Linked DNA regions of Homo sapiens: all the other regions are linked to region 1. The links are chromatin loops, found by intact Hi-C in ENCODE. Cell type or tissue: GM12878. All regions are shown on one strand.

What was found. A loop is a pair of places that touch in the nucleus more often than their neighbours do. Peaks named below come from ENCODE experiments on the same cell type or tissue, not always from the same donor. Only the 100,000 strongest peaks of a DNase experiment are listed, where the experiment ranks them.
Region 2: a loop joins it to region 1, with 6 times the contacts of the local background. A loop is called at or near these places in 2 of 110 quality-filtered maps.
Region 3: it touches region 1 in a loop (2.1-fold over the local background); 3 of 110 quality-filtered maps call a loop at or near these places.

The regions. Positions count from the first base shown.
Region 1 is chr13:42,402,780-42,410,779 of GRCh38, reverse strand. No RefSeq gene overlaps it. Among named protein-coding and RNA genes, the nearest start is that of LINC02341, 18 kb to the left of the region's middle. RefSeq lists enhancers at 4,492-4,901, 3,995-5,194. In GM12878, a CTCF peak has its summit at 4,964; DNase peaks (open chromatin) are centred at 4,269 and 4,849; H3K4me3 peaks cover 1,089 bases; H3K27ac peaks cover 5,262 bases.
Region 2 is chr13:42,494,245-42,502,244 of GRCh38, reverse strand. No RefSeq gene overlaps it. Among named protein-coding and RNA genes, the nearest start is that of LINC02341, 73 kb to the right of the region's middle. RefSeq lists an enhancer at 6,119-6,218. In GM12878, a CTCF peak has its summit at 3,518; DNase peaks (open chromatin) are centred at 4,254 and 4,879; H3K27ac peaks cover 4,194 bases.
Region 3 is chr13:42,474,328-42,482,327 of GRCh38, reverse strand. The region is part of intron 3 of LINC02341 (long intergenic non-protein coding RNA 2341); the gene reads right to left. Among named protein-coding and RNA genes, the nearest start is that of LINC02341, 53 kb to the right of the region's middle. In GM12878, a CTCF peak has its summit at 3,602 (motif pointing right); a DNase peak (open chromatin) is centred at 3,567.

The sequences.
Region 1 (8,000 bases):
CGCTTTAAATCTTGGCTCTACAACTGTTAAGCTATGTAATATTGGATGAGGTTCTTAGCCTCCCTAGGAATCCATATCCTCAGGAATAATAATTGTACTCAACTTTACATAGTTGTGTCAACTGATAAAATGTGTGGAAATTCTAGCATGAGCCTGGCACATGGAAAGGGTTCTGGAAATGCTGGAAATGTAGACAGGTATAATAATTGTATTCTAAGTTGTTCCTGTTGTATTCTGAGTTCTATAAAGGCATTTGTTTATTCATTTATTATTGTGTAAACTTATTATTTGTTGCATGTTAAGGGTCAACATAAGGTTTGCATACACTATGTACTCCAGCGTTCATTCAATGAATAAATGAAAGGATGAAAATTGTATTCATGAAACTTGAGCAGACCAGAGGACAATACTTACATCCACTAACTCTGCATTTCTGAAGTTGTTATGGATTAAGAATTCGTGTGTGTGTGTGTGTGTCTGGGTGTGTGTGTGGCTCTAGGTGTGTGTGAGTCTAGATGTGTCTGTGTATGTATGTACATGAACATACATGCACAATATATAAAACTGGTAAAGACTCCTACTCAGGAAATAGTCCATGACTTAAACAAATCAACAAAGTGGCAACTCCCCCTAAAAACATACAGCTTAAACCCTTATTTGACTTCAAATGTAGGTCCATTGTCAAAGACCACACATCTGGAAAAGCCATGACATAATGCAGGCCATAATTCAGGGTTTGTCTGCTTCACAGCACACCTTAACATCACCCTCCTGTATTCCCACTCTGCCTATGCTCCCACTTCCCACAGTTCTTATCTTGTTATATTATTTATGAGCCTGAACTATAAATACATTGAAATAGGGAGGATTTTGTTGGCTTGGTGCAGTTTAAAGTGCTTTTCAGTACTATATATATTTACAACATCTTATAAATATTTAAAATTGTCATAATAATGACTCCATTGACTCATAATAAATTCTGTGTTTAGTGTAGGGATGATTGCCAAATTGATAATCCAGAAAATTGGAAAACCCCATCAAACTTTGTGACCTGATGGTCCCCAAAGAATATCTTTCTAATTACTGGAAAAGCCTGAGCAGTAAGCTTAGCTATCTTAGAAGTTGATCTTAATAGATAAACATCCTGAAATTTACCTCTTTGGGAAAGATAAGTAAAAGAAATATTTTCTGCTGAAAGAAATATTTTCTGCTGAAGAATTTGTTTATTGGACTGTATCTTAAAAGTCGAATAATTTTTAAGAGCTATCAGGCAGTGTATAAAAAAAATCACAGATCAAGAAGTACCCTCCATGGTCTGAATGGAGAATTCCAAGCATGATGGAGAATAAAGTGTGTGAGAACACTGAAAAATGATGCTGCAGATGTATAGCAAGGATCCTTGGGAAAGAGCCTTGAATGCCATAAAGGAGTGTGAACTTTATACCAAAGGGCAGTGATTCTCCAAGTGTGGCCGCTGAGCAGTCAGCAGCATCAGTGTCACCTGGCAGCCTATTAGAAATGCAAATGGCCCAGCCCTAGCCTGGGCCTATGGAATCAGAAACTCTGGGGCTGGGGCTAAAGCACAGTCATCTATGTTTTCACAAGCCCTCCAGGTGACTCTGATGCACCTCTGCCATACAGAATATTTCTAAGTATTGGAATTATATAATCAGATCTGGGTGTGCCAATGGCAACGTGAAAAACGGATCAGAAGAGAAGACACTGAAGGTGGGAGGGGCTGAAAAGAGTAATGAAAGTATTGATTGATCAGAGATTTTTGCATTTTATCTGTATTTTTTCAAGCCTAAGATGACATTGATGATGTCACACCACTATTATATTCACCTCTAGAAAGAACACGTCTGCCAATTAAACAATAACCTAATGTTTCTTATCACTTGGAATTTGTATTTTATACTTACTAAAAGGGATCCTTTATACTTATACTGTCAGATTTTTATCATATATCACCCTTGCACATACATAAATGGGAAAATATAAGCAAAATAATTTGGTCAAGGTATTTCTAACATTTATTTTCTATTCAGAATCTGACTCTTCTGAAGCACTGTCCACTCAAAAGCTATCTAGAATGTGAATGGAGGGAGCATTCTGTGTTTTTATAAAGCTCCACTGTTGTTTCTGGGATTTTCTTCCAAGTGCCTGATGCCTATTCTGCAAGTCTGGATGCACACGCACAGACCATGGTGTCCCCCTCATGACTGCTGCCTGTAAGATGCTTCCTGGCTTTGCAGATGATAAAGTGTGGGATGTGAAGGACATTTTAAAATTGATGATATCCCAATGAGCACTCACCTGGGCCTCTACTAGGGCAGTAATGGGAGTAATAGGAATAAGGGGACAAAGGCCAATCAGAATCCATCAGAGGTGGATTCTAAAAGTTGTGTGCCCAACTAGATGCAGAGAAAGGGAAGAGGTACATGACTCTGAGGTTTCTAATTTGAGTGACTTAATGGATGGCAATGCCCTGGATTGGAAACTCAGGAGGAGTGGGTTTTAATAGCAGAAGGAAAGCAGTGGATAAGGTAAAATGGGTTTGGTTTATGGTTTTTTGAATGGGACATCCCAGAGGGATTCCCAGGTAAAAATGACTGGGATGCAGATATAAATAAAACTTCATAACTCAAGGGTGAGTGAGGGTGAATCATGGTTAAAGAGAAATAGTTTTTAATCCACAACATCTAAATGGTAGTTGAAACCAGGGTGATGAGTACCATCTTCCAAGGAGGATATACAGAGAAGTTGAAGACAGTTAGTTATAGAACAAAAACAAAAATTAAAGAAGTAAATAGAGATTTGAAGGAAGGAGCAGAGAGAGAAAAAAATTGTTAGATGATGTTTACATATCTTGTGGGCACCTCAAAGACAAAAACTGTCTTACATGTATTCTCACTCCCTAAGACAATGCCTAATCCAATAACATTTGTTGAACCAACATGAAAATGGTGACCCAAAAGCCAAAAAGGTGAATATTTTAAGGAGAAAATGATCAACAATATTAAATGTTATAGCTGATATATAAATAAAATGACAAAGAGGCCACTGGATTTAGTAAATCCAGTTTAACTTGCACCGCTACCACCAACTTCATTTTACAGGTTAAGAAAGAGAGGCCTAGAGACTTGAACACACATGTCCAGGACCACCAGTTGGCTGACTGGAGAGTCAGAGGCAGGACTCTGGTCTCCTGGCTCTTTTCCTGGGGCTGTTTTCTCTATACGGAGCTTCCCCTCTTAGAAGAGGATTACATCCACTGCAGATAAAGCTCTGGATCCAGGCAATCAGATAGGCTCTTTTCTTAGTCCATTTTCTGTGGCTATAACAGAATACCACAGGTTGGGTAATTTACAAAGAAAAGAGATTTATTTGGCCACAGTTCTGGAGACTGAAAGTCCAACATTGAGGGGATGCATCTGGTGAGGACCTTCTGCTATGCCATGACTGACGGAAGGGCATCATATGGTAAGAGCAGAAGAGACAGACAGAGATAGTGGAGGCTAAACTTAACTTTTTATCAGGAGCCCACTCCCGAGATAATTAACCCAGATAGCAGCATTAATCCAGTAACGAGGACACAGCCTTCATGACCTCATCACCTTTTAAAGGCTCCACCTCTTAATACTGTTAAAACGGCAATTCAATTTTTTTTTTTTCTTGAGACGGAGTTTCACTCTTGTTGCCCAGGCTGGAGTGCAGTGGCATGATCTCAGCTCACTGCAACCTCTGCCTCCAGGGTTCAGGCGATTCTCATGCCTCAGCCTCCCGAGTAGCTGGGATTACAGGTGTCTGCCACCACGCCTGGCTAATTTTTTGTATTTTCAGTAGAGATGGGGTTTCACCATGTTGGCCAGGCTGGTCTCGAACTCCTGACCTCAGGTGATCCACCCACCTCAGCCTCCCAAAGTGCTGGGATTACAGGGATGAGCCACTGCACCTGGCCAGCAATTCAATTTTTAACTCATGAACTTTAGGGGACATATTCAAACCATAGCAGCTCCTACTGACCAAGTCCACCCGTAACAACAAACTCCACTAACAGCCACATCACCTCCACGGAGCAGGAGAGAACAGAGCAAGGGGTCTGGTCCTGGGCATGCATTTTAGGGCTTGCCCTAATACCTGATCATTCATCGCCGGCGGAGTACCCAGTGGAAGAAAAAGTTCAGGGGACTTTACTCTCTGGGTTCTATCTTGAGCCAGAATTTCCTCTGACTCTGGTTACATGTAATAGAACAGAAAGTGACACCACAAGCAGGCAGCAGAAAAACAAAACGGGCTTCTTCTATAGTATGCGGTCATTAACCAGGATGTTCATACCAGCTTCTGTATGAAGAAGAGCAAAATTTGAATTCAGTGAAGTCAAAACAAAGATAATGGTATCATTCTTTTTGATGTCAATTAAGTTGTATCACTGTTTATTGGGCTGATGACATCCTGAGAAAATGAGTGATTTCTTCAAAGCAGTGATTCTCAAACATCAGAGCTTATCAGAATCACCTGGAAAGGCACCTCTTTCAGAGCTCCCAGGGTAGCCTAAAGTGGGCTCTGCCCTTAAAGCTCCAAATTCTCTGGAGGTTTATCCCAAGAGAAATAGTGAACATAACATCTCCCACATTTCAAAAGTAAAACCATTCAAAGATCAGGCTCCATGACTTATTTCCCTCTTTGTAATCCTTGCAGGGCCAGAGGGTCGACAGGATGAGACGTGTGGCCAAAACCCATGTGGCTTCAGTGTTTTTATTAATACAGACATGTACAGCCATGCGGAGGTGTCCGGAAGCCCCCATCTGGCAAAGATGACTAATGGGACTTTCCCACTGACATCCTAGTAAAGGTGCCAGAAGTATATTCATTCCAGATCACAGCCGTAATAGGGCAGTTTCTCTTGGGACACTACCCTGACAGACAACCGTCTTCCTTTTACAACCTACGTGACACCCCCATGTGGTACCTTCCTCTCCACAGTGGTGAGCACAGAAATGCATATCTGACCAGAACCCGGGAACTGAACGCTTCACAGCAAATGTCAACCTTTCTATAAACTAGTAGGAGTGCAATTTTTCTTCCATTATGCAGATTGCAATTTCCACCCACTTTTATATTCCATGTCCCAAAAAGTGAAAAGCAGATACTGTAGTTAGAATCTCTAATCAAAGGAGCACTAAGTGGGTACAAAAGTAGATGAAAACTCAAGAAGATACTATTGGCTGTTTGCAGAAAATCATCAAAGACTTTCTCACAAAGCAGTGGGAAGGAATTGAGTGAAGAGTGATGTATTCACTGATGGGTTCTATGGAGTCAGAACATGCAAATACATATTAGGCTAAGAAATACAGAGTACATTTATTCAGAGCCTACTCTCACAAAGATAGGCAAGATTTCTAACTAGAGATAAAACTCATATAACCATTGACACAATCCTAGTCCATTAATAATTGCTTTTTTTCATATTGTGAAGAGAGGAACCAACAGCATTAATAAGAAATAGGTATCTGGAGTATGAACTGTCCTATTAACTGAGTGACCTTGGGAAAGTCATATAATCTTTCTGGGCTTCAGTTGTATCATAAGTAAAATAAGATTGAACTAGGCCAGGTGCAGTGGCTCACACCTGTAATCCCATCACATAGGGAAGCTGAGGTGGGAGGATCGCTTGAGCCCAGCAGTTCGAGGCAAGCCTGGATAAAACAGTGAGACTTTGTCTCTATAAAAATTTTTTTAAAAAATAGTTAGCTGGATGTGGTGATGCATACTTGTGGTCCAGCTACTTGGGAGGCTGGGGAGGGAGGATCACTTGAGCCCAGGAGGTCAAGGCTGCAGTGAGCCGTGATCATGCCACTGCATTCCAGCCTGAGCAACAGAGTGAGACCCTGTCTCAAAAATAAGAATAAAAAAAATTGAACTATATGCTTTCTAAGATTTCTCCCAACCCTGAAGTTCTGTGTCTATAACCGAGGGAACACTGGCTATTGGAAGATTTAACAGAGATATGAAGCATCGGGGGATATGTCTTATAATAGCAAAATAATTCTCTTTCATCATGGACAAGAACACAAATAAATATGACTGTGGTCATAACAGAAGCAGGATTTGAAAAGCTGCAAAGATACAGGAGCTGCAGAGCAGATTCCTAGAACACCATACTCAGGCAGAAAAAATCATCTCTCCAAGGATGCCAAACTATATTTTCTAAACAGTGTCTTACAGAATGGCAACTCTGCTGGGTACTAAAAGGCTTGAGAAATGAACAAAGTTAAATAAGTAATTTTGCTGCAAGAGGTCTCAGAGCCTTTTCTGCACTGTCCAACATAACTTTCTGCAATGATGGAAATGTTCTATGTATGTACTTTCCAATATGGCAGCCATGAGCCACATATGGCTATTAAGCATTTGAAATGTAGCTAGTGTAATGGAGAAATTGAATTTTTTATTTTATTAATTAGTTTGTAGTTAAATAGCCAGATGGGGCTAGTTTCTATATTTCAGAAAGCACAACTTATATCACACATACACATTTATAATGCTAGCTCTAAGAGGGAGCCAGCACATACAGCATTTACCAAACTTGTTGAGCCATAAAATTCTGCTTCCAAAGGACTGGAATTCTTTGCAAAACCATTTGGGAAACACTAGACTACGAGCTATCTGCTAGGTGGTTGAAGCCCCAGGAGACCACTCTAGCTTTGACATTCTAACTAGCCAGCACCATCATGGGCATCAGTCCCCACCAAGTGGTAAAGACTGGGTTGTTCTCTGTTCTCAACATGTGATAATATCATCTCACAATTCAGTCACATCAAAATTTCCCAAGTCCCAACAGACACCCTTAGCAGAGGTAGCCCAGTGCAGGTACAGTCAACGGGAATCAAGCAATGTTAAACAACTGGCTGTCCCTTTCCACCAAACGTAAAACAATGATAATCTAGTGCAACTGGGCTTTTAAGTTCACCAGGCAATCTTGGATGCAATGATATATCATTATCTCAACAACCCAATGAGATAGGCAGCATTCCATTTTGTAGGTGATGAAAATGGTGCTTACACAGCTAAAGTGACTTAGTTGCTCAAGGTCACACAGTTACTGGGACTTAACCTCAATCTTTGAACTACACCTCCTCAGTCATTCTAACAAAACCATTTTGAACTGAATTTTTCCTTACAATGCCTAGGGCCCATAAAAATATTGAATTAATAAATTCTCAAAATACCAAAACATTATAGATCCCTGAGGAAAGTACTTTGTGTTACAAGCTTTGCTCACACATACCTTGAGAAGTATAATAAATGCAAGAAATGTGTAATGATAATGGAATATATAAGAGACTGACGTAATTATTCATGAATATGTGTAATTCCTATTCTCCAAGAACTCCTCCACTGGACCTGTAATAATTATGTGCCTCTCAACTGAAAAATCCACATTGGTGTGTAAATAACCAGCTACAAACTTCATTCGCCCAATTATTTCTCCTTTCCTGGGTATGCAATCAATTTAGTGCTTCTGAATGCTATTTATTCAGACCGCAATAGCATACACAACTGCCCATTTGTGCCTCAAATTCATGCTTGACTCCTTGAGTGGCAGCTTGTGGGCCAAAGCCCTTGAACTAATTTGTCATCACATCAGATGAGTGCATTTGACTCTGACCTACACAATTGCAGAAATCAAGGTTACTCCATGGAATATTGTTTCTTGAACCATCATTTGGCCTTGCAGGAAATTAGGATTTGCAGCTATGACTCCATGTTCCAAATCCAAGCATTGCCGAAAGAAGACAATACAGGTCTTGAAACAGCATGTCAAAGAGGTGACTCTCTACAAATTACACAGGCATGGCTGGCTATTAGCAGGGCTCACTGCACTCACTTTGGCTTTTAGATTAAAATATAATCACTTTCAGTCAAATATATAGCAGTCATTATTTTCTCTTCACTAAAATTATATACACTTAATATAAATAATAGACTTTATTATGCCA
Region 2 (8,000 bases), 91 kb before region 1:
CCAGGTCTCCTTCCAGTTGCATGGTATTGATTATATATTCCTGATCCCTTGAAGTTATGGGTGATCATGCAATTTCCTTTGATCATTAAAGTATGAGTAAAAGTGAAAGGTGTCATTTCTTTTCTTTTCTTTTTTTTATTATACTTTAAGTTTTAGGGTACATGTGCACAATGTGCAGGTTAGTTACATATGTATACATGTGCCATGTTGGTGTGCTGCACCCATTAACTCGTCATTTACATTAGGTATATCTCCTAATGCTATCCCTCCCACCTCCCCCCACCCCACAACAGGCCCCAGTGTGTGATGTTCCCCTTCCTGTGTCCACGTGTTCTCATTGTTCAATTCCCACCTATGAGTGAGAACATGTGGTGTTTGGATTTTTGTCCTTGAGATAGTTTGCTGAGAATGATGGTTTCCAGCTTCATCCATGTCCCTACAAAGGACATGAACTCATCATTTTTTATGGCTGCATAGTATTCCATGGTGTATATGTGCCACATTTTCTTAATCCAGTCTATCATTGTTGGACATTTGGGTTGGCTCCATGTCTTCGCTATTGTGAATAGTGCCACAGTAAACATACGTGTGCATGTGTCTTTATAGCAGCATGATTTATAATCCTTTAGCTATATACCCAGTAATGGGATGGCTGGGTCAAATGGTATTTCTAGTTCTAGACCCCTGAGGAATCGCCACACTGACTTCCACAATGGTTGAATTAGTTTACAGTCCCACCAACAGTGTAAAAGTGTTCCTATTTCTCCACATCCTCTCCAGCACCTGTTGTTTCCTGACTTTTTAATGACCGCCATTCTAACTGGTGTGAGATGGTATCTCATTGTGGTTTTGATTTGCATTTCTCTGATGGCCAGTGATGATGAGCATTTTTTCACGTGTCTTTTGTCTGCATAAATGTCTTCTTTTGAGAAATGTCTGTTCATATCCTTTGCCCACTTGTTGATGGGATTATTTGTTTTCTTCTTGGAAATTTGTTTGAATTCTTTGTAGATGAAAGGTGTCATTTCTAAGCAGAATCTTTAAGAGCTAGTACATACTTTACCATGTTCCCTTTTCCCACTTCAACAAACATGAACCCCATGTTCAGATAAAGCCTCTGTCCCAGAGTCACTACAATGAATGGGAAGTCTCTTAGCCTTCCACAATGAACAGGTACCATGGTGTGAAAAACAACAAACAAAAGAAACCTGTGCTCATCCACTGAGATTTTTGTGTCATTTGTTACTGCAGCACAATCCTACCTATCCTGTCTAATACAGGTGCTTTTCCAAAATGCTCTGCAAAATTTCTATCCTTAATTGCTTATGTACCAGGAGTGATTTATTTCTGTACATTTTAGTGACACTGCTTTGTGACTCCCTCTCATGTGAATATTTTTGTGAATATTTTATGTTCCATGGGTCAGCTGACTCTGTCTTCTACCCTCAATGCTATGAGGAAGGCTATTATTTTTTCCCAGAACCATACCAAAGGCAAGGCAGTGGGAATGGCCCATGCCATGGAGGAAATAAGAAGGTGCATTTTCTGTAGAAATTTTTAAAACTGTAACAAAACCAACTAAAGATCAGTGTGCTTTTTATTATCATCATAGGACTGCAGTGCAATGCAGTTTATAAGAGCCTGTTACATATCATGCTAGAGAACTTCCCCAGCAGTAAACAACCAAATTAGCTGGGATCCATGAATTAATTCATTCATTTATTAAATACCTCTTTTGAACAAGACATGGTGCTATGCACTGCAGATAAAGGAAGGAACAGCACTGGCACTGTCCCGACCCTCATGGCATTTATACTTGGAGCACAGGAGCAGGAATTCTACAAGTGTGCAAGTTGGCATGATATGCATTTTTCCTCCTTGAGGAGGTGCCATTTGAGTTAGACCTGAGTGATAAGGAAGAGGCAGCTGTGCAAAGATCTAGAAGAAGAGCATTCCAGGCAGAGTGACCATCAATGCAAAAGCTTTGAAGCAAGGACAAGGTTAATGTGCCTGAATATTGTGAATGCAGTTGTGAGTGGAGAGAGAGGGGGTCAATGAGAGAAGCAGGGATCAGGCACTATGCGATATCTTTCAGGCCATCCATTGTAAGGAATCAGAATTTTCATCTGGTTGGGAAGGGAAAGCACTGAAGAGCTTGAAGCAGGCAAGTGATATAATATGACTTGTTATTTACAAAGACCTCTCTGGCCTCTGTGTGGAGACAGAGAGGCAAGACGGGGAGCAGGACATCAGTGTTGGGGCTGTTGCATTGGTCCAGACAAGGGACGGTTGATATGCCTTGAATGAGAATCTTAACAGTGGTTATGACGAAAATAGCCAAATTCAGAAATTGACAGGACAAGACTTACTGATCGATTGGACATCAGCGGCGAGTGAAAGAGAGGACACATAAACAACTCCCGGTTAAAATTTTGGATTGGACAATTGAGTGGATGGTGAGCATCACTTACTGAGACATTTTTTTCTTAGTATATGTTCCATTAAACTGAAAAAAATTAAAGTTAATCCCCCTTTCTTAACTTCCTTCTACACTGGCAAATAATAATAATAATAATAATAATAATAATAATAATAATAATGAGAGACATATTTTTCAGTTAAATGACATTATCAAATTAGACTACTAGAAAATACCATAGATCAAATCATCTGGGAATTACCACCCCAGAGCATCCAGGACTGAACTCAGACAGGCAATTTGATTGGCTCACAATGATATCATAATTCTATTTCAGGGCAGAACTGGAGGTCTGCCTGTTGATGCCCAGAGCCTGAGGTCTGGCCACCCACGGGTCCCTAAGCCCTCATCTAGATTCATGCTGTGCTGAGACCATTCTGTGAGTTGATAAAAGGCTGTAGGGTGGCTGGGCCTTAGGGTAGAGGGTTGTGTAATGCAGTGCATAATGGCAGTGGAGGTAAGATTAGAAACCAGAAAATATATGTCAATGTGGTCCGACCCCTTTCTGGGTTCACATCAAAATCCCCGTTTGCTTTCCAGAAAGTAGTGGTACAAACCATTATTCCTGTTCATGAGCTCCTTGGGACAGTTCTTCTAGGACACAATTCTCCCTTGCACTAGAAACTATTTTAAAAGTAAACAACACCAGACACCACTACTTAAAGAAAGTCTGGCTCTAACATCCTTCTCAGAAACATTTTGTTGTTGTTGCACAAAAAGTGGCCTCATTACAAAGAGCTTTATTCACAGATCTACAAAGAAGGTAGAGACCATAGGGTCACACACCCAGGAGACAGAATTAAACAGTGTCTTTCCAGAAAGGCAGCAATGAATTCCAAAACAGATTTCAGCTATGAAGATAGATTTTTGCCTATTGCCTGCAATAGGAATAGGAAAACCCTCATGTGTCTAGCGTAATAATATAAGACTTTCAAAGGGCATGGTATTTATTCAAACCACACCATCAGTACAATCTGCAACTCAAATTGCAATGTCAATTTTCCCTTATTGTGCATGTTTCCAGTGCAGTGCCTGGAGCTGAAGAGTGGTGGGGCTGTAAGTCAACCTCTTCGGCTTTGGCCAACTCCTTTGGGTGTTTTGAAGGCATCTCCACCACTTGGCTCATAGCATGTGTCTGATTAAGCCATTGTAATAGGATAATGGACAATCTCATATTGTGGAATCATAATATGGCATTGTAAGATGGACCCAGAGAATCATATCAACGCAATTCTCAAGGGTGGAGTACACACACACACACACACACACACACACACACACACATATATATATATGCACACACACACACACACATATATATGTACACAGTATCTAGACTACAGCAGGCTAATAATTTAGTGGGCAGTATCGCATAGTGGTTAAAGGCTTGGACTCGAGACAGACTGCCTGAGTTCACGTCCCATTTCTCTCATTTACCAGCTCTAATGTGAAACCTTGGCAAGTGTTAAACGGCGTGACAAAAGTAGAACGTATTTCATGGGATTGTTGAAATGATGAAATGAATTAATACACATAAATGACATAGTACAGCACCTGGCAAATAGTAGGGACTATTTGGTATTATTATGATTACACTGCACACTTTTAATCTAAGGCCACACTTCATGTGTGTCCCCTTCATGACTTCATGTGCTGTCAGAAATCATCCTAGAGAAAAGGATGTGAGAAACTAACATGCAATGAGCCTCTACTCAATACCAGGAACTATTCCAGAGAATGTACATGTGCACTATCTCTAAGTCTGAGTCATTTCCCCAACTGCAGTAGCCCATGACTCAAGTGGGGAGAAGTGTGGTATGATCCAGGTACTTAGTATAGCCTTGCCTAGATTTAAAACCTGACTCCACCACTTACTAGCTGTGTGACCTTGGACGAGTTATTTCACCCTCTAAACCATCATTTCCATATCTGTAAAACAGGTATAACATCTAACATTCATGGTGCTTCTGAAGATCTAACAAGCTGACATATGTCTATGACAGTGGCTGGCACAGTGTGGGTTCTCAGAAGCAATGTTGCTCCTCTAGTTACTTCTTAGCTTTTACCTCCAAGGGAACTGGTAGCCTTCCCTGGAAGAACCCAAGGCCAATAGGCATTTTACTATTTAAACATAATTTATTCTTTCATGGAAAAAACATTTTAAATCATTACATGTATAGTGAAAGAAAAAGTAAATTATGTAAACATCTGGAAAGAGTCTTAAATTTCCAATAGACATATGTTTTCTTACTTAGCATATATTCACCGTTCAGCCCCATGTATTTGTCAATACAGAATTTCCTTTAATTCCCCCGTAACTTAGTTGTTTTAACCAAAGAGTAAGAGTTAATTGGAGCAAAGAGAAAGATGAGATGATGATCAGCAGTTCTGAGATGACAGGGATTGATGGCTTTCTCAGTAATCTGTGGGGGCTCACCCTGACTACTCATTCTGAAATGAATCTGTAGCTTTCTCGACCAAATCTTACAACTTTGAGGGATAGGCATTTTATAATTTTTTTAATCTTTTTTTTGAGACTGAGTCTTGCTCTGTCACCCAGGCTGGAATGCAGTGGCACAATCTTGGCTCACTGTAACCTCCGCCTCCCGGGTTAAAGCAATTCTCCAGCTTCAACCTCCCGAGTAGCTGGGATTACAGGCACATGCCACCAAGCCCGGCTAATTTTTGTATTGTTTTAGTAGAGATGGGGTTTCACCTTGTTGGCCAGGCTGGTCTTGAACTCCTGACCTTGTGATCCACCTGCCTCGGCCTCCCAAAGTGCTGGTATTACAGGCATGAGCCACTGTGCCCGGCCGGCATTTTACAATTCTAAAGATAGGAGGGCTGTGAAATGGCCCTCAAGGAGCTAGGCTATAAGGTGTCATTATGTTTGGTATCACTGTCCTTTCCTTTTGGTTCCAAGGCAGTGATGGGGATGTACATTACACCATATCTAAAATTAAAGATACCAGATCTAAACACATGCCTCTACCTACTGAAGCCTGGCGCTAGACCAGTGACTGACCACAGCATACAAGGTCAGCTGGTATTGTTGAATTATATAAATTTGGGTTGGATTGGGTGGCAGAAGGTGCCAGAGCCCAAGCAGACTGATATGAGGCAGAGCTTACCCAGGACTACCATTGGCGTGGCCAGGTACTTGACAAGGCAAGTGGGCATTGGGGCCAGGAGGGAGAAGCCAGCAGGGACAAGGCGTGGGCTTGCAGAGGTACAAAGCCCAGTGCTCCTTACTGGAAGAGGATGCTTGTTCAGTCTTTTAAATGCAATACACCCTTCTTATGACACAGCAGGATTGTCGGGACTCCCTGCCCCCCATAGGATTGCTGAATACTAACGCCAGGAGCCAAGTCAATCAATAATTCATTCATTCTACAAATATTTATTGAGTACCTACTATGTGAATAAAATATGCCAAATTTCCATGACCTGGCAGTGCTTACAGTTTAGCAAGCAGAGACAGATAGTAAATGAGTAAATTATTCAGTATATCAGAAGATGAAAAGTTCTCAGGGAAACAAAAAGTAAGGCAGGGTAAGGGAATTGGGAATATAGTGGGAAGACTACAGTTTTAAAAACAGTGGTCAGAGTAGGTCTCATTGAGGAGATGACTTTTGAGCAAAGACTGGAAGGGAGTGAGGAAGTAAGCCACGTGGTCACCTGAGTGAAGAGCATGCAGGTGACCAGAATGAAAAGGATTATTTGCAGTGCAAAGGCCCTAGGATGGAACACACCCAAGGAGGCTGGTATGGGTGGAGAGCTGGAGGAGAGGGGGAGAGCTGTAGGAAATGACATCAGCGAGGTAACAAGGAGGGTGACCAGACCATGGAAGGTTCTGAGAACTTTCATTTTTACTGAGTGAAATATGGACCTGCCGGGTACAGCGGCTCACACCTGTAATCCCAGCACTTTGGGGGGCCGAGGCGGGTGGATCACCTGGGGTCAGGAGTTTGAGACCAGCCCGGTCAACATGGTGAAACTCCATCTCTACTAAAAATACAAGAAATTAGCCAGACATGGTGGGGGGTGCCTGTAATCCCAGTTACTTGGAAGGCTGAGGCAGGAGAATCGCCTGAACCCAGGAGGTGGTGGTTGCAGTGAGCTAAGATAGTGCCATTGCACTCCAGCCTGGGCAACAAGAGTGAAACTCCATCTCAAAAACAAACAAAAAAAAGAAATATGGAACCAGAACCATGCAGGGTTTTCAGCAGAGGAGTGACATGATCTGAGTAATGTTTTCAAAAGATTAGGAGGCTGTTGCAATAATCCAGGAAAGATACAGATCAGGGTGGTTCAGCAGCAGAGGTGGTGAGACATGGTCACATTCTGGATAATTTTTGAATCAGAATTTCCTGGTAGAACCAATGCTAGATGTGACAGAGGAGACTTAGGAAGAACTCTGAGGTTTTTGGCATGGATATCTGGAAGCTTCAAGTTGCTATCAACTGAGATTTAGAAGGAGGAGGTTTGGGGAGAAGTCAGAAGTTCACCTTTGGATGTGATAGGTTTCAGATATCTGAGAAATATGCTGGAGGAAGGGTAGACACTTGTGTACAATGAGTCTGGAGTTCAGGAGAGAGGTCTTTCTACACTGGAGATACAAAAGCAAATGAGAATGAGGTTTTCAAGGGAGGGGTTGGTGACAGAGAAGAAAGTCAAGGACAGGAGACTTCTATTTTAAAAGATAGCCAAGAAAAGAAGGAACCAACAAAAGAAGTGGATAAGGATTGACCAGAGGTGACTCTCTTTCAAATCAGGAGGGAGAAACTTCTCTCTAGGCTGTTTTTATAATTTGAAATGTGTGATTTGGGGAAGTGATGTGATCCTTGTGTATGGCTCACAGTGGTTTCATGGAAGCTCTAGGTTTGGAGAAAACAGCCTGGGTTATATTTTCCTGTGTATGTTTCTAGTATGTTTGGATTGTGTGGCTAGTGGACCCACATGCCCCAAGAGACAGAACCTTGAGACCAGGGACACCCTCTGAATAAGTCTGCTGAGGACATTTCCTTCCATTTGCCAAAGAGGGGGTGGGGGAAGTTTTATTTTTCATTTTGCCTGTTGAGAGCATTTAAAAAATAATATTCTAATATGAATTCTGTTGTGTGTAAATAGTCGACAAAAGCCTATTTTTTCTGAATTTAATGTATCCGATCCTTTTCTTTAGGACTGGGGCTTTTCTAAACTCCTTATTGATTATTGTTAACTATTAGGGTTATTATGGACTTGTTGACTGTTAGTGGTTTTTTTTCCTTTTTTAAAAATAGTCCTCTTCATTAATTTATGTCCTTTTTATCATTGTTCCAAATCACGTCTTACTTCCTGTTACTCAGCTACACAACTGAGAGTTATGTCCCATCCTCTTTAGAGAAATTTATTCACCAAATTGACTCAACCACAGCATCAGAGCTTGAGATACTATCTTTCAGGTTTTTCCTGGGGTTGAGCTATGCAAAAGAATATAAATCCTCAGCTACTCGTAAGCTGAAGTGGGAGGATCGCTTGA
Region 3 (8,000 bases), 72 kb before region 1:
GGGTTTTTTGGTTGTCTTTCTTTGTGTTTGAGTCGGATTCTGTCTCTGTTGCCCAGGCTGGAGTGCAGTGGTGTAATCTCAGCTCACTGCAACCTCCACCTCCCAGGCTCAAGTGACTCTTCTGCCTCAGCCTCCTGAGTAGCTGGGACTACAAGAATGCTCCACCACACCTGACCAATTTTTATATTTTTAGTAGAGAGAGTTTCACTATGTTGGCCAGGCTGGTCTTGAACTCCTGACCTCAAGTGATCTATCTGCCCACCTCGGCCTCCCAAAGTGCTGGGATTACAGGCATGAGCCACCATGCCCGGCCTACACAGGGCTTGTTTTTAAGTGAAAAGTACTATATCGCTTGTTGAAGATACTGTATTATATTAATGCAGCCTAAAATTATATTTCTTTATTTTTAATCATTACATCATATTGAGATCTTAGTAAATTAAAGCCTCTATCTCCTTTCTGGATGTACTGCTCTTATATCAAGTCCTTTTATTTGTACCTACTTGATTTTTTTCATCCAAACATACAGCTGTTTTTAAAAAGCTTAAAAACTTTGGCCGGGCGCGGTGGCTCACTCCTGTAATCCTAGCACCTTGGGAGGCTGAGGCGGGTGGATCACGAGGTCAGGAGATCGAGACCATCCTGGCTAACATGGTGAAACTCCGTCTCTACTAAAAATACAAAAAAAAATCAGCCAGGTGTGGTGGCGGGTGCTTGTAGTCCCAGCTACTCAGGAGGCTGAGGCAGGAGAATGGCGTGAACCTGGGAGGCGGAGCTTGCAGTGAGCCGAGATCGTGCCACTGCACTCCAGCCTGGGCGACAGAGACTCCTGTCTCAAAAAAAAAAAAAAAAAAAACTTAAAGTAAGCTCCCTCCTGTCATTTGCATTTCCTACCATTTTTAATAAGTAAAATCCAGAATAGCACATACTTCCAACAATTATTTACCAATTATTGAGATACTAAAACTAATATTCTGGTACTAAGTTAAATTCTGTGGGTGATACAAAGATTTCATATATGTATAAATGTATATTATATATGTAAATTTTATGTATGTAAATGTATATTGTGTGTGTGTGTGTATATATATAAGTATGTGTGTATACACATACACACATATGCCACAGCTTATATATGATAGTCATATGGTTAAAGTTCTTAGATATACTACTTATTTTTTTTCTTTCTTTCTTTTTTTTTTTTTCTTTTTGAGACAGAGTCTCACTGGTCACCCACCTGGAGTGCAGTGGCATGATCTTGGCTCACTGCAAGCTCCGCCTGCTGTGTTCACGCCATTCTCCTGCCTCAGCCTCCTGAAGCTGGGACTACAGGTGCCCGCCACAATGCCTGGCTAATTTTTTGTATTTTTAGTAGAGACGGGGTTTCACAGTGTTAGCCAGGATGGTCTCAATCTCCTGACCTCGTGATCCGCCCACCTCGGCCTCCCAAAGTGCTGGGATTACAGGCCTGAGCCACCATGCCTGGCCTACTACTTATATTTTTAAACATTTTGAGTAAAATCTCAATTTGCATTTTCTTAGAAACTTCCAAGTATACAAGGCAGATTTACAAATAGGCAATCTATTTTTAGGGGCTCTCAGCTCTGTCATTCAAAAGAAACAGAATGGTAATTCCTTTCAATAAAAACTAAGCCATCTTTTCCCTAAAATTAAACACATTTCACATAGTTATTAAAACTGGTGAATTTGAGAAGTATATATAATTTTACAGCAATGGCAATAATAAAACTGATTTTTCATCAGGTTTTTTAAAGAGCACGTGCTCATTGCAGAAAACTTGTAAAATACACAGACCTACAAAGAAGAAAATTAATGTCACCTGTAATCTCACGAGTTAGAGATACCCACTGCTAACATTCCAGTTCACCACCAGCCAGTCATCCTAACCAGTCAACATTAACTCCATGTCAAACCATCAGCTTTGACTTTTGTCAGTGTTCTAAAGCTGACTGGAGTTCATTCTCTCATTTCTCAGTAGATGAGAAAACTAAGACTGGTTTTCTCATCTACTCATGAGACCTTCAGCAACTCAGCTTTACCTCCAGATATTGGTTTAACCTAGAAGATCAAGAGAGGCAAGAGATTCATCCAGAGTGTGGGAGTGGGGAGGGCAGGTTCCACATCAGAAGGAAGGGCAGCACTTCCCTTCCCCTGCCTGTCCAGCACATTTTGGGATGTCTTGTGTCTGCTCATCCAAGTCTCCTCTGCCTCCCCTTTAGGCCACATCATGGGTGTGGCTCCGAGTTATGAGTTCTGACCAGCACCCAGAAAGGGATGGAAATTCCTGGAATTAGGGGTAGAGAGAAGGAAGGGCAGAAAACAAAGGGGATAAGTAAAGCAATCTTCTCGACCAACATGCATTTCTTCAAGGCCTAAAGTGGAAAAACACAAGAATCAGTGATAAGTGATGATAGAGCATTGATAAAATATGGGGAAATCAGAAACATCTTAACTACAGTTCACTTCTATTATCTGAGTATAATAAAACTATCTGCACTTTAATGTCTGTGAATCCATGACTACTCATCCTCAGTTTCTCCTTCCTCAGCTCCCATGGCACTCTATCACCAAATCCTGTCAATCACATTGGCCTTAAATGTAATGCTTTCTATCTCCACTGCCACCATAATCTTTCACGAGAATGTATCTGGTCTCCCTGCTTCCACACCTGCCTCCCACAATCAGTGGTCTTTGGGAAAAGAAAGACCATGGCATATCAGTTTCCTGGTCAAAACTCATCAAACTTCCCAGTTGCCCAAATGCTGGGCATGCCCCACAAGGTCCCATGTGATCTGGCTGCCAACCTGCAACTTCATCCCACTGCTCTTGCTCTCACCCTCGACTCCAGCCCCCTGATCTTCTTCCAGGTCCTTCCACAGGCCGGTCTCTCCCCTCTCGGGGCCTTCCACAAGCTCATCTCTGCCTGGAGGCACCTCCCATGTCTCTGCTACCACTCCCTTCTTAATCTTTAGGTCTCAGTTTAAACATCACAGAGAGTAACAAGGAATCACACCTAGGTGTTAAGAAACACATCAAAATGTTACAGTTCTTTCTCCGGGGAGAGATTCTGGAGGGTTTGTTTTTTTTTAATACTAACGTGTATTTCCTAAATTAACTACAATTAAATAAAACTATCTGCACTTTAATGTCTGTGAATCCATGACTACTCATCCTCAGTTTCTCCTTCCTCAGCTCCCATGGCACTCTATCACCAAATCCTGTCAATCACATTGGCCTTAAATGTAATGCTTGTTGTTTTCACAATCAGAAAAAAAAAAAAACAAAAAAACCTCTGTTAATCATTTTCCTAGCCTGCAGAGTGTTGTCATAGTTGATGGTCCCAGCACCTCTGTGAAGTAAGGTAGTACAGGCACAACACCTCACTGCTGCTGCGCTTCGCACTTCTGCCACTCTGTCTTTCTCCAGGAGCAGCATCTCCCTGTTTCCAGATACTCTTTCATTGCCTCATGTGACCAAACACACTTTCCCCTTTGTTCAGAATGCACTCACCCTGCTCCTGCTCCAAGTCTTGACAGAATCCCAGCTCATCTTTTTAGCTCAGCGCAAAACATCACCTCTAGATGGAGCTTAAGGTCCCAGCAGAATAACTTTCTTTGGCCTCCATATTCCAATGACTCTGGGTTCTTTTCTCTGCAAGAGCACCTTGTTCTTTGCTCTGGGATTTGTCCCTGAATAATGACTCTGTTCCCTGGAACAGGAGCAGGACCCAGTCTGTCTTCTTCCCCATTGTACCCCCAGGACCCAGGCCAGTGCCTAGCAGGGAGAAAATATTCAACTGCTGTGGCTGTGTATTGAATGAATAAATGAACTCGATTATACAGGTAAGGAAATTGAGGCACAAAGACTTAAGTAATCTGATAAATTTGCAACCTCTTCACTCATTTTCTTTTTAATTTGAGAGATACTTCAATACAAAATAAAGTTATTAAAATAGGAACAGGACCAAATTTAAAATACATTGAAAACATTCAAGGGCCCAGCTTATAAATGGTGAAGCAGAATATGCAGAGGCTTCCTGACTACAAGCTCAGTGCTTTTCAACTGCACCATGCTTTACCAAAAGTGGGTCTATGTAATCTGTTGTTGACTGGCAGGGTTTATCTCTTATTTATTGTTTAGGTGACTTCAATCTTCAGAGTTGAACCAGAATACACTCGGGGCAGCATGTTTTCCCACTAATATTTTGCTACAGACACAACCGTGAAACCTATGGCTTCTGTCCAATGAACCCCCTCAGTCACCACAATTGCACAATGAAGCACATGCAATGTATAAACAAAATGGCTTGAAACACAGAACATAGACTTAGAAGTTACAGCCACATAAAGCAGTGAGATACTTAAGCTAGTGTGACCCCTGACTGTTCTGAACACGCCGACCAACACATTTATCCAGTGGCCAGTTGGCCCCCAGAAAGCAGCTCACCGACATGACTTGGCAGTACTCCCTGGGGCTACACTCATTCCTGGTGGCACCAGGCAGGGCGCCAGGCATCACCCTCTGCATGCGAGACAGCAGGGCAAGGTGCCCAAGGCTTTGAGACAAAAACATCTGTCGAAGTCACCAAGTTGTCGGTTGTCTGAGTTCACCCCGCTGGGTGAGTACACTGCCAGGCCAATTCCAGGATCAGTCCCTGTCCCTGTGAGGGACATTGCAAGCTCCAGAACCCAAGCCCAAGGGTCAGCTGACATGGAAACAAATGCAAAAGCCTCCCCATCACCATCAGCAGGTGGATAAGGGTTGGGGGCAGAAGCTAAGCCCCTCCTGACTCATGCTAAGATCCGAAACATAAGGCTTGAGCCATTTCTAGATGACAGCAAAGCAACTTGTAGAAATGCAAATTAAAAAAACTTGTCTCATAATCTTTTTTTTTAACTGTGCCTTTTCAACAAGATGCCAAATAATAGATTGATTAATTTTTTTTTTTTTTTTTTCACAGAAAAGACTGCTTCTGGAAGTGGGCTTTTTCCTTTTTTGTTGTCTTATTTTGTTGGTTTTTTAATAGGCTTAGAACAATTCAGGGACAGAAGGGTCCTTAAATATCATCCCCTCCAGCCCCCTGACCCATGGAGTGGCTGCAGTGTTTTCTACTGATTTAGTCACTACTGTGCTTTATAACAGAGGCATCAAGATATGCAAGAATCAGGCAGAGCAAGTGTTAGCTAAAGCAAGCTAGCTCACCTTACCAGAAGGAATTTAAAGTTCAGAATCAAATTCCTTACGAATGAACTGTCCAAAGGGATTCCTAATCACTTTGCCATTCGATGCACCACCTTATTTTTTTTTATTTTTATTATTATTTTTTTTTAGTATTTATTGATCATTCTTGGGTGTTTCTCAGAGAGGGGGATGTGGCAGAGTCATAGGATAATAGTGGAGAGAAGGTCAGCAGATAAACACGTGAACAAAGGTCTCTGGTTTTCCTAGGCAGAGGACCCTTTGGCCTTCCGCAGTGTTTGTGTCCCTGGGTACTTGAGATTAGGGAGTGGTGATGACTCTTAACCAGTATGCTGCCTTCAAGCATCTGTTTAACAAAGCACATCTTGCACCGCCCTTAATCCATTTAACCCTGAGTGGACACAGCACATGTTTCAGAGAGCATGGGGTTGGGGGTAAGGTTATAGATTAACAGCATCCCAAGGCAGAAGAATTTTTCTTAGTACAGAACAAAATGGAGTCTCCTATGTCTACTTCTTTCTACACAGACACAGTAACAATCTGATCTCTCTTTCTTTTCCCCACATTTCCCCCTTTTCTTTTCAACAAAACCCCCATCGTCATCATGGCCCATTCTCGATGGTCGCTGTCTCTTCGGAGCTGTTGGGTACACCTCCCAGACGGGGCGGCCGGGCGGAGGCGCTCCCCACCTCCCAGACGGGGCGGCCGGGCGGAGGCGCTCCCCACCTCCCAGACGGGGCGGCCGGGCGGAGGCGCTCCCCACCTCCCAGACGGGGCGGCCGGGCGGAGACGCTCCTCACCTCCCAGATGGGGCGGCCGGGCAGAGGCGCTCCTCACTTCCCAGATGGCACCACCTTATTTTTATAATCAGAATGGATACCTACTTCACATGATGCTTATGCCTATATTGCAATCTGTAGAAATAATGTGATTATTTGGAGGGTAATAGCAATATGACCAATTTATTTCCAAACATCCTATTTGCTAGTCAGCAAATGAATCAATACACAGTAACTTTTCCTGTGTGGTCTACTTCCCATGTGCACATCTATATTTGTTTATTCATTCAATCAAAATACTTATATTCCCACTATACATTAGGCACCATGCCAGACACTAGATTTATATAATGCTGCATAAGAGACAGAACCTTCCCTCAGGAAACTTTAGCTGGAGACTCTTCATCCATCAAATCTGTCCGTTCTAAACATGGGGAAGGTATAGACACTCCAGGTTCATGATGCACAGAGGTGGTAGAGCAGAAACCATGACCATGCTGGCCTCAAGAGAGCCCAACACTAGCCTCAGAGAACTCAGGGGAAGCACTGGTATTTGTAACATATGTCTTTGGTTGTTTTTCTATTTTAAATCACTCACCTCGAGTCAGGTTATAAATTCTTCAAGATTAAAATGAATAGTCATCACAATGCAATAGCAGAGTTTTATGTACTGGGTAATAAGAAGTCATAAAGCTCATCACAGGAAGAGTGCCATAATGCAAATAGCATCCCCCAAATCAAAGGCCAAATCTGGATCATAAGGCTGATCCTTTGTAGCTTGCAAAGTTGGTTGCTGCAAATGTATCACTAGAACTGTGTGACAGCGACAGTCACCTAAAATGGAATTTTACCTGGTCAATGTCACTTTTATTTTAATCATCCCCAGCTCAGTATCCTTGGTGTGATCTCTCTATAGGCAAATCTTTTTCCCTTGGTTTTTCATGTGTATAAATTCAGAACCTATTTTCCAAATGGGCATTTGGCTGTGTGATTTGGCTCACTCACACAACTAAGATGGCAGAAGTATCCTGAACTCTACGTGTAGTCCACGGAGACATTCCATGCGGATGTACTGTTTCACAGGAAGCTAGCTGTTGGGTTAAGAAAACATATAGGCCAAACATACAATGACATCAGGCCTCCTTCCCTGACGCCAGCTGCGTGTTTGATGTGGTGACATTCTAAAGCCATGTGATGCCAATTTCAGTTGTATGATTCATATTGTTAACCTTTGGAAATGCTGAACATAAATGAATGACCCTAAATTCTACCCAGCTGTACAAGAAGCACTATTTGTAAATAGTCTCTTCCCTGTCATCATCCTCTAACTTAAAGAAATTCTTTAGTTAGTTCAGCAATGTAGGCAATTAGTTCAATAGTTCATCAAGCAACTACAGTCACAACTTGCAAATTGCTTTAGCTCAGCTCCCCTCTGCTAACAATGGACCTAATCAGCATTTATCCTATAGTATCATTATCCAAAAATATCTGCTTAACAGAAGTGAATCAGAAGCAATAGCTTCAAGGATTGGAAGTCAACCAAGTTCCCTTTATGCTAGCCCCTCATCACCAAGAAAGAAGACATCCTTCAAATCCATTATGAATTATCATTTGAATTCTCACACACTCTTCTATCATGCAACAACAGAGAGTGTTTGGAGAGATGGGCCAGTACCATCCTGAGATCATTTGCTGTCCTTTCAAAATAAAATATGAGAAATGCTAGCATAGTTTTGATGCTGATTAGATTTCCCATGACCTATGTTCAGAAAAGTCATAAGCAATGGCACTTGTCTTGAAAATCTTTTTCTGATACAGACTCGTGAAGTAGGAATAATTTTGATATCTATGTAGAATGTTAACTTTAGTGCAATAGAAAAATTAATGAGCACGCACCATGCAACATGTAAGTGTTCAATGAGTCCTTACAACAGGGATGGTAGCAGAGGTCAAATGTTTATAGCAATACTTCTGAGAGTAACTCATGGCTTAATTCTTTTA